Regions from separate parts of the Homo sapiens genome. Here region 1 is linked to region 2. A link is an interaction called in ENCODE POLR2A ChIA-PET data of the cell type or tissue named here. Cell type or tissue: Panc1. All regions are shown on one strand.

Region 1 (4,000 bases), 200 kb after region 2:
CCAGACTTGGGCCCCAGTGCCCATTCCCCGACTTAGCAGCTGTGGGACTTTGGGCAAGTAACTCAGCCTCTCTGGGCTTCAGTGGCTCCATCTGTGAAAAGGGGTTGTGGGTGGCTTCTGTCTCCCAGGGTTGTGTGAGCATTGTCAGCTTCCCACATGAGTAATTGGGCACTGTCTGTAATTTGCATAGAAAATGTCGTCAGAGAATGGCGACTCCGGTATGAAGGGGGCCCAGCTCAGTTCCGGGGCCTCTAAGTTTCCTCCAGGTAAGTGGTCTTCATTCTCCAGGGCCCTGAGAATCCTCCAGGCTGCATAAAGGGCTGCTCTGTGAAGTAAGAGAATGTGCACACCTCCCAGCATTTCCTGCTTCCTGCTGACTCCCTGCCTTCCCTGCTCAAGGGCAGTAGGGAGGAGCCCTGAGGGGACAGGTTGGGCCCTTAAGTGAGCTGTTGCCATCAGGCCCATGGGGCTCAAGATGGGAAAATTCTCTTCCTGGGCAATTGGCCTTAGCTGGGAAATCACTTCCTGGGGCAGTGAGGGTCTTAGCTAGGAAATCATTTCCTGGGGGCAATGGGCCATAGCTAGGAAATCACTTCCTGGGCAATGAGCCTGAGCCCTAAACCTAATGATTTGATCCTGGGGCTTTGAACTTGAGCTTGGGAGCTCACTTCTTAGGACTAAGGGCCTAAGTCCCGAACCCAAGCACTTGCTTCCTGGCAGCCAGTTCTCACTGCCTTTCTCTGCTTTGTTTCCCCCGCCCCGCAGCAGCAGAGCCTGGGGGGCTGCAGGAGCAGGCTGGGAGGGAAGAAGCCTTCAACATGGACTCTGCCTACTCAGAACAAGCTGCGGTGCTCCTGCAGAGGAGCAGGCCATCCCGGGGAGGCACCTCTGCCTGGGGCAAGTGTTCCCTGCCGGTGAGGATGCTGTCCACAGGGCTGGTTGGCTAGGTCCCCCTGTGCTCAGGCACCAGCACCCATCTCTTCACACCTTCCACACTGACAGGCATCCAGCACAAAAGTTGTTAATTCATTCATTCATTTAATTCGTACCACAAATATTTACTGAGTGACCGCTGGGTATCAAGACTGGGGAGCAGGATGCTTACAGTCTAACAGTCCTGTCAGTATTGTCTCCATGCTCTTTGTTTTTATCCTTAGAAAGCCCTCCCTCCTCCAGCAAGCTCATAACTGTCCATCAACATGTTTTTCTAGTTACTTTTAAAATTAATTTTAGTGCCTGGAGTGACAGAGAGAGACCCAATATTTTAGTTCTGTTCTTTCCTCCCTCTCTCCCTCCCTCCCTTCCCTCCTCCTCCTCCTTCTTTTTTCTTTCTTTCTTTCTTTCTTTTTCTTTCTTTCTTTCTTTGTTTTTCTTTTCTTTCTCTTTCTTTCCTTTCTTTCTCCTCCCTCCTTCCCTCCCTCCCTCCCTTCCTTCCTTCCTTCTTTCCTTCCTTCCTTTTCTTCTTCCTTTCTTTCCTTCTTTCCTTCTTTTTTTTTTCTTTGAGACAAGGTCTCACTCTGTCACCCAGGCGGGAGTGCAGTGGTACCATCCCAGCTCACTGCAGCCTCAACCTCCCAGGCTCAAGCTATCCTTACACCTCAGTCTCTCAAGTAGCTAGGACTACAGTTGCATGCCACCATGCCCAGCTAATTTTTAAAATTTTTTTTAGAGTTAGGTTCTTCCTACATTGCCCAGGCTGGTCTCAAACTCCTGGGCTCAAGCAATCCTCCAGCCTCAGCCTCCCAAAGTGCTGGGATTACAGGTGTGAGCCACTGCACCTGGCCGTTCTTTTTTCCCAAAATATTCAGTTATCCCAGCATAGTTCCTTCCAAATAGGATGTAATCATTGATAGTTAGGTTTTTAAAGATTGAACTATAACTCGCTGTTAAGTGCACAGATATTTACCAGGTACAGCTTGGTGTGTATGCCCGTGTAAATACCAACAAATGAGTACAGAAACTTCCTCCCTTGCTTGATGGCTTGTAATATGGAAAAAGAAAGAAAGAAAGAAACTTCCTACCCCACCACCCCCTCAGTGCCCGCATGCCCTTCCCAGGTAATTCCTTTCCCTGCAGAATAACCACTATTCTGACTTCTCTCATGGAGTAAATATAGTCTTTCACAGTCCCTCTATTACTAAAGGAAGTGTTTCTTCTTTGACCACGTGATGATGCAGTCGATGCAATCTTAGGTAACATTTTACTGAGGGCTGCCCTGGCCCAGGGCATTGTTCCCAAGGCTTCCAGTGCCCTCATTGCTCCCTGACTATATGATAGAAAGAAAGAGAAGTAGGATCGGGCACAGTGGCTCACGCCTGTAATCCCAGCAATTTGGGAGGCCAAGGCGAGAGGATTGCTTGAGTCTAGGAGTTTGAAACCAGCCTGGGCAACATAACAATACCCCATCTCTACAAAAAATTTTTGAAATAGCCAGGTGTGATGGTGCAGGCCTGTAGTCTTAGCCACTTGGGAGGCTGAGGCAGGAGGATCACTTGTACCTGGAGGTTGAAGCTGCAGTGAGCTATGATTGCACCACTGCTCTCCAGCCTGGGCCACAGAGCAAGACCTAAAAAAAAAAAAAAAAAAAAAGAGAAGTGGCATATGTTAGTCTGTTTTTACACTGCTGATAAAGGCATGAAAGAGGTTTAATGGACTTACAGTTCCACATGGCTGGGGAGGCCTCACAATCATGGTGGAAGGTGAAAGGCACGTCTCATGTGGCAGCAGACAAGAGAAGAGAGCTTGTGCAGGGAATCTCCCCTTTTTAAAACCATCAGATCTCGTGAGACTTATTCACTATCACAAGAACAGCCTGGGAAAGACCTGCCCCCGTGATTCAATTACCTCCCACAGGGCCCCTCCCACAACACATGGAAATTCAAGATGAGATTTGGCGGGGGACATAGCCAAACCATATCATGGTGCTCAGAGAGGAGAAGTGACAGAATTGGCTCCCACAAAGGCCAGGACAGGAACACCTGGCAGCCTGACCCTGGAGCCTTCCCAACTGACCACCACTCTCTACTGCTTAGGAAACCAACCCCACCCCCTGCAGTAGCCTCTATTCCAATGTGAGAGTACTTTCACTCATTCAAATGGAATTTTCTTAGGTCCACAGCAAGTTGCAAAAACAGAACTCCCACGTACTCTGCACCTAGTTTCTCTTAGTGATAATATTTTCCATTAATCATAGTACATCAAATAACATTTATATTTATTTATTTATTTATTTAATTTTTTCTTTTTTGAAACAGTCTCACTCTGTTGCCCAGGCTGGAGTGCAGTGGCAAAACCTCGGCTCACTACAACCTCCACCCCCGACGTTCAAGTGATTGTTGTGCCTCTGCCTCCCAAGTAGCTGGGACTACAGGCATGTGCTACCACACCCAGCTAATTTTTGTATTTTTAGTAGAGACAGGGTTTCTCCATGTTGGCCAGGCTGGTCTCGAACTCCTGACCTCAGGTGATCTGCCCGCCTCAGCCTCCCAAAGTGTTAGGATTACAGGTATGAGCCACTGCACCCGGCCTAAATTTTTTTTTTTTTGAGACGGAGTCTCGCTCTATTGCCCAGGCTGGAGTGCAGTGGTGCAATCTTGGTTCACTGCAAGCTCCGCCCCCTGGGTTCATGCCATTCTCCTGCCTCAGCCCCCGAGTAGCTGGGACTACAGGCGCCCGCCACCATGCCTGGCTAATTTTTTGTATATTTAGTAGAGATGGGGTTTCACCGTGTTAGCCAGGATGGTCTCAATCTCCTGACTTCGTGATCCGCCAGCCTCGGCCTCCCAAAGTGCTGGGATTACAGGCGTGAGCCACCGCGCCTGGCCTAAAATTTTTTAATAATGAGTTTCTATTTCTAAAACATCAGAGATAATTAATATTCAACATTATCTTGTCTTTTTCTTTGACAGTGTTTCTCCATTAAATTATGAATGATGATAATAATTAATCACGCTAAAGGGCCAGGCATGGTGGCGCACACCTGTAATGCCAGCACTTTGGA
Region 2 (4,000 bases):
GAATCCAGGCTTGAATCTGAAACGCAGCCCCTCTGTCCATTCCAACACATGGTTTTCCTCTCAACATGACAGGGTCTTTGTCAGGGACTCTCAGAGCCCCAATCAAGCTCAGGGAGCACCTTCTTGGCAGCAGCCCCACGAAGGCAGAAGAGGGCCCAGGCCTGTCCCTGCCTGCTGAAGGAGCAAAGACAGGAGCAAAGGGAAGCAGCCTTCACCGGTGTCCTCACTCCCCACTCCTCAGCACCCAACCACCTCTGGCCTCACAACCTGCAGAGAACTTGAGCTCTAGAGGACTGAGCAGGACCCCACTTACCTGGGACCTCAGGATCCATGCTCTCCCAGAGGACGCCTCTCACACACATGGGGCGGCAGTCATGTGACACTCCTGCAGGGCACAAGAAGCCAAGATGTGACTGATGCACTTGGCACTGCTTATGGCAAGTCCAGGAAACCACGATATTCACCCACAGAAAACACACCAGGGGAATCAGTGTCTCAGGAGGTGAATGTACTGACAGCTTGTCTAGCCCATCCTGGTCACTGACACAGTCCCCTGAGGTCATCCCGTCTGAAATGGACAATGGTGCCTCTACACAAGAGGAAAACCTTGTAACTTTTCCTTTATTACCAATAACCAAGACACAAGCAGCCTGTAATCACTTTGCACACAGGGGCAGAAAGAGATCCAGGGCTTGTTGAAATTGGAGACCAACGTCAGAAGCCTGAAAAATGGCCTGAGCCAGGACAGTGGCACAGCAGAGCACAGGATGAAGCAGCTTCCATCTTGTCCCACATAAACGGAACCTGCCCCAACCAGGAGAAGTAAAGGAAAGACCCTCCAGATGAGAAAGCTGGCAGACTTCTTCGGACGTGGAAGATAGGGACGGTGTGATCCTAAGAAAAATCACCTCAGCGTACTCCTGTTTTCCAGACGAGAAAACTGAAGATCACAAAAAGAACCAAAGCTAGGGAGTAGTGGTAAAGCGTTTGGGACCAAGGTACAGGTAGGTTTGATGCCAAAGCCCTCCAGCTTTTGAGTCAGATATTCCAAGACACAACAATGATAAGGGATCCCTAAAGATGCTAAACCCAAGCAGGCACAAGAGGAACCCAATGTATTCATGATGGCCCCAAAGAGGGTAAAACTGGGGCCAGCACAAAGACACTCTTACCTCACCTCTCTCTACTTCCCAGACATCACGCCCAGGGAACCTGCATGCACCCACCCTTGTGGGACACAAAGCCCCAGATCTCCAGAGGACAGACCTCATAGAACACCATGGTCCACCTGCTTCCTGGCAGGGTGGAGATACCTCTCATGGGCCTCTCTGCACCAATCAGCCTCCTCTGCCAGAATCAAGAAGCCCTGGATGAGCTATCTAGACATCACCTGGTCAAACCCGTTCTGGAAAGGACAAGGAGAGTACTGGCACAGAAGCCACCAGGTGGTAAACATTTCCTAAAAGTTGGCTAGTGTTAACAGTGGTCTACGGTCTCAGCAACACGAAGAGTTCATCTAGAGAAGAACCAGTCATCAGGGACAGCTTAAGTCTCATCTTATGCACATATTGTTGAATTTGTGATCCTGAAGCAGTACACTGAAGGGGACTCTGAACCTAGGACAGGTTCTGGTGTGGCACACCAGCGTGGCGCAGTCTAGCATACACAGTAAGGGCTATGATGGGCAGGATGGCCCATCTGTCATCTGCGGGTCAGGGCTGATTACACATCTCACTCTTCTATCAGCCATGCCTAGCTATACCTCTGGCTTTGGTCGCTGACATCACAATGACAATCCTGTGGGGAAATTAATCCTGGTGGCCCACGGACAAGACCGTCAAAGAGAACACCATGGGATGACCACTGGGCCAGTGGGAAATAGCTCTGACCACCCCCACACAGGCTGCCTTGCTCAAAACTACTTCCCTGACATGCATCAATGTGCTAAGCCCTGTCACCTTACAACTGAAGTCTTTTTTGTTGTTGTTGTTTAAAGACAAGGTCTGGCTCTGCAGCCCAGGCTGGAATGCAGTAGCACAATCTCGGCTCACTGCAACCTCCACCTCCTGGCGCATGCCACCACACCTGGCTAGTGTGTGTGTGTTGTAGACAGGTTTTTGCCATATTGCCCAGGTTGGTCTTAAACTCCTGGGCTCAAGCGATCCACCCACCTCAGTCTCCCAAAGTGCTAGGATTACAGGTGTGAGCCACCACGACCAGCCACAGTTGTCTTTTTCCAGCTCCTGTTTTTTGTTTTTTGTTAGGGACATAGTCTCACTCTGTCGCCTAGGCTGGAGTGCAGGGGCATGATCTTGGCTCACTGCAACCTCCACCTCCCAGGTTCAAGCGATTCTGGTGTGCCTCAGCCTCCTGAGTAGCTGGAATTATAGGCGTGTGCCACCACACCTAGGTAATTTTTGTATTTTTTAGTAGAGATGGGGTTTCACCATGTTGGCCAGGATGGTCTTGAACTCCTGGCCTCAAGTGATCCACACTCCTTGGCCTCTCAGAGTGCTGGGATTACAGGTGTGAGCCATTGCACCCGGCCCATCTCCTGTTTTTCATTTGTTCCATAACTGCTGAAAATCAACCATCTACCAAGCACCAGGTAAGTCAAGAGACAGGACTCAGATACTGAGACAGGCGAAGTGGCTCACACCTGTAATTCCAGCACTTTGGAAGACTGAGGGAAAATCACTTGAAGCCAGGAGTTCAGGACCAGCCTGGGCAACATAGCGAGACCCTGTCTGTCCCAGCTATTTGGGAGGCTGAGGTGCGAGGATCACTTGAGTACAGGAGTTCAAGCTATGATCACGCCACTGCACACTGCACCTCAGCCTGGACAACAGAGTGAGATCCTGTCTCTAAAAAAATACAATAAAATATTAAACAAAACTCAAGACACTGTCCTCAAGGTCACAATAGAGAGAGGCAAAGACAATCAAGCCAGTAATTGCCACAGGGTGTGACTAGTGGGGGCTGCAGCTGTGGTTTCACCACCAATCCTGAGGCAGGGACTCACCCCTCATAGACCCTGGTGAACGCCTCATGGAACCCTGCACTGAGCCTTGCACAGGGAGCACTCACTAATAAGACACCAAGTGCCAGGAGGCATTTGAAAGATGGTGAGAAGGAGGTGTGAGAAAGCTCCAGAGTTTGAAAGGGACAGGAGCGGACCCTCCAAACACGGGGAAGCACTTTCCGCGATTTCTCTCCCTGCACTATCAATGACCAGGGCACAGGCAGCCCACGATCACTTTCGAATACAGGTGCAAAAAAGGGCAGGTGAGCCCACGTCAGCGTGTTAGCTGCCAGATCTCCAGAGGGAGGCTCACCCCCCAGGGAAGAGAAGGGTACCCAGGACCCTGAGAGCCATCATCACTTCACAGGCAGATTCCATCTGTCCCCACCCAGAGTCCACAGGAAAACAGACTTCTGGTAAAAATGCCTCGGCTGTACATTCAGCCCACCAGTTCTGAGTATCTACACGTGGACAGGCACCGTGGGTTCAAAATCAAGAAAAACAGCCAAGGCCTCTGCCCTCAGAGAGCCTTTGCAGTTTCCCTACTTTACAGAAAGTCAACCTCAGGGGAATGAAGGAACTTAGCTAGCATGTGACCCCAAGCGCAGCCCGTCTCCTAAGTCACGCTTTGCTCTGCACCCGCTTTGCCAGACAGTTCTCAGAACTCAGAACTGGCTGAGCTCATTGACTGTCCCCTCTACTGCGTCCCACAGAAGGGTCCTTCCCCAAGGTGCGCAGAAGCAGCGGCACTTACCCAGGGGCATTCTCACCCCGCGGACAGTGGAAGCCCCTCAGGGGGTGCAGATCAGAGTGCTGCAGGAGAGAGAGGGCGCTGGCTGGTGCGAAGCCGTCCGAGGTGCAGCACAGCCCACAAGGCCTAGGCAAGGAAAAAGCACGGGGAGGGGGCTTTAGTACAAGGCCCGGGGACAGAAGTCCAGACTCTGCCCCACTGGAGTGCTGGCAGCGTCTTCCATTTAA

What was found. ChIA-PET counts read pairs that join two places held together with the same protein. Peaks named below come from ENCODE experiments on the same cell type or tissue, not always from the same donor. Only the 100,000 strongest peaks of a DNase experiment are listed, where the experiment ranks them.
Region 1: POLR2A ChIA-PET joins it to region 2 with 13 read pairs; 3 of 35 experiments call an interaction of 5 or more read pairs at or near these places.

The regions. Positions count from the first base shown.
Region 1 is chr20:38,628,737-38,632,736 of GRCh38, forward strand. It overlaps ARHGAP40 (Rho GTPase activating protein 40), which reads left to right. Exons shown (of 15, transcript NM_001164431.3): 4 at 191-266; 5 at 766-914. Among named protein-coding and RNA genes, the nearest start is that of ARHGAP40, 29 kb to the left of the region's middle. In Panc1, no CTCF peak of the experiment used is centred here; no DNase peak of the experiment used is centred here.
Region 2 is chr20:38,430,728-38,434,727 of GRCh38, forward strand. LOC124904958 reads left to right here and starts at 66. Exons shown (of 3, transcript XM_047440636.1): 1 at 66-217; 2 at 3,736-3,878. The coding sequence starts at 66. It overlaps SNHG17 (small nucleolar RNA host gene 17), which reads right to left. Exons shown (of 8, transcript NR_185934.1): 2 at 3,777-3,899; 3 at 314-385. It overlaps SNORA71D (small nucleolar RNA, H/ACA box 71D), which reads right to left and starts at 3,272; the gene lies at 3,135-3,272. RefSeq lists enhancers at 1-236, 2,994-3,073. In Panc1, no CTCF peak of the experiment used is centred here; no DNase peak of the experiment used is centred here; H3K4me3 peaks cover 1,427 bases; H3K27ac peaks cover 962 bases.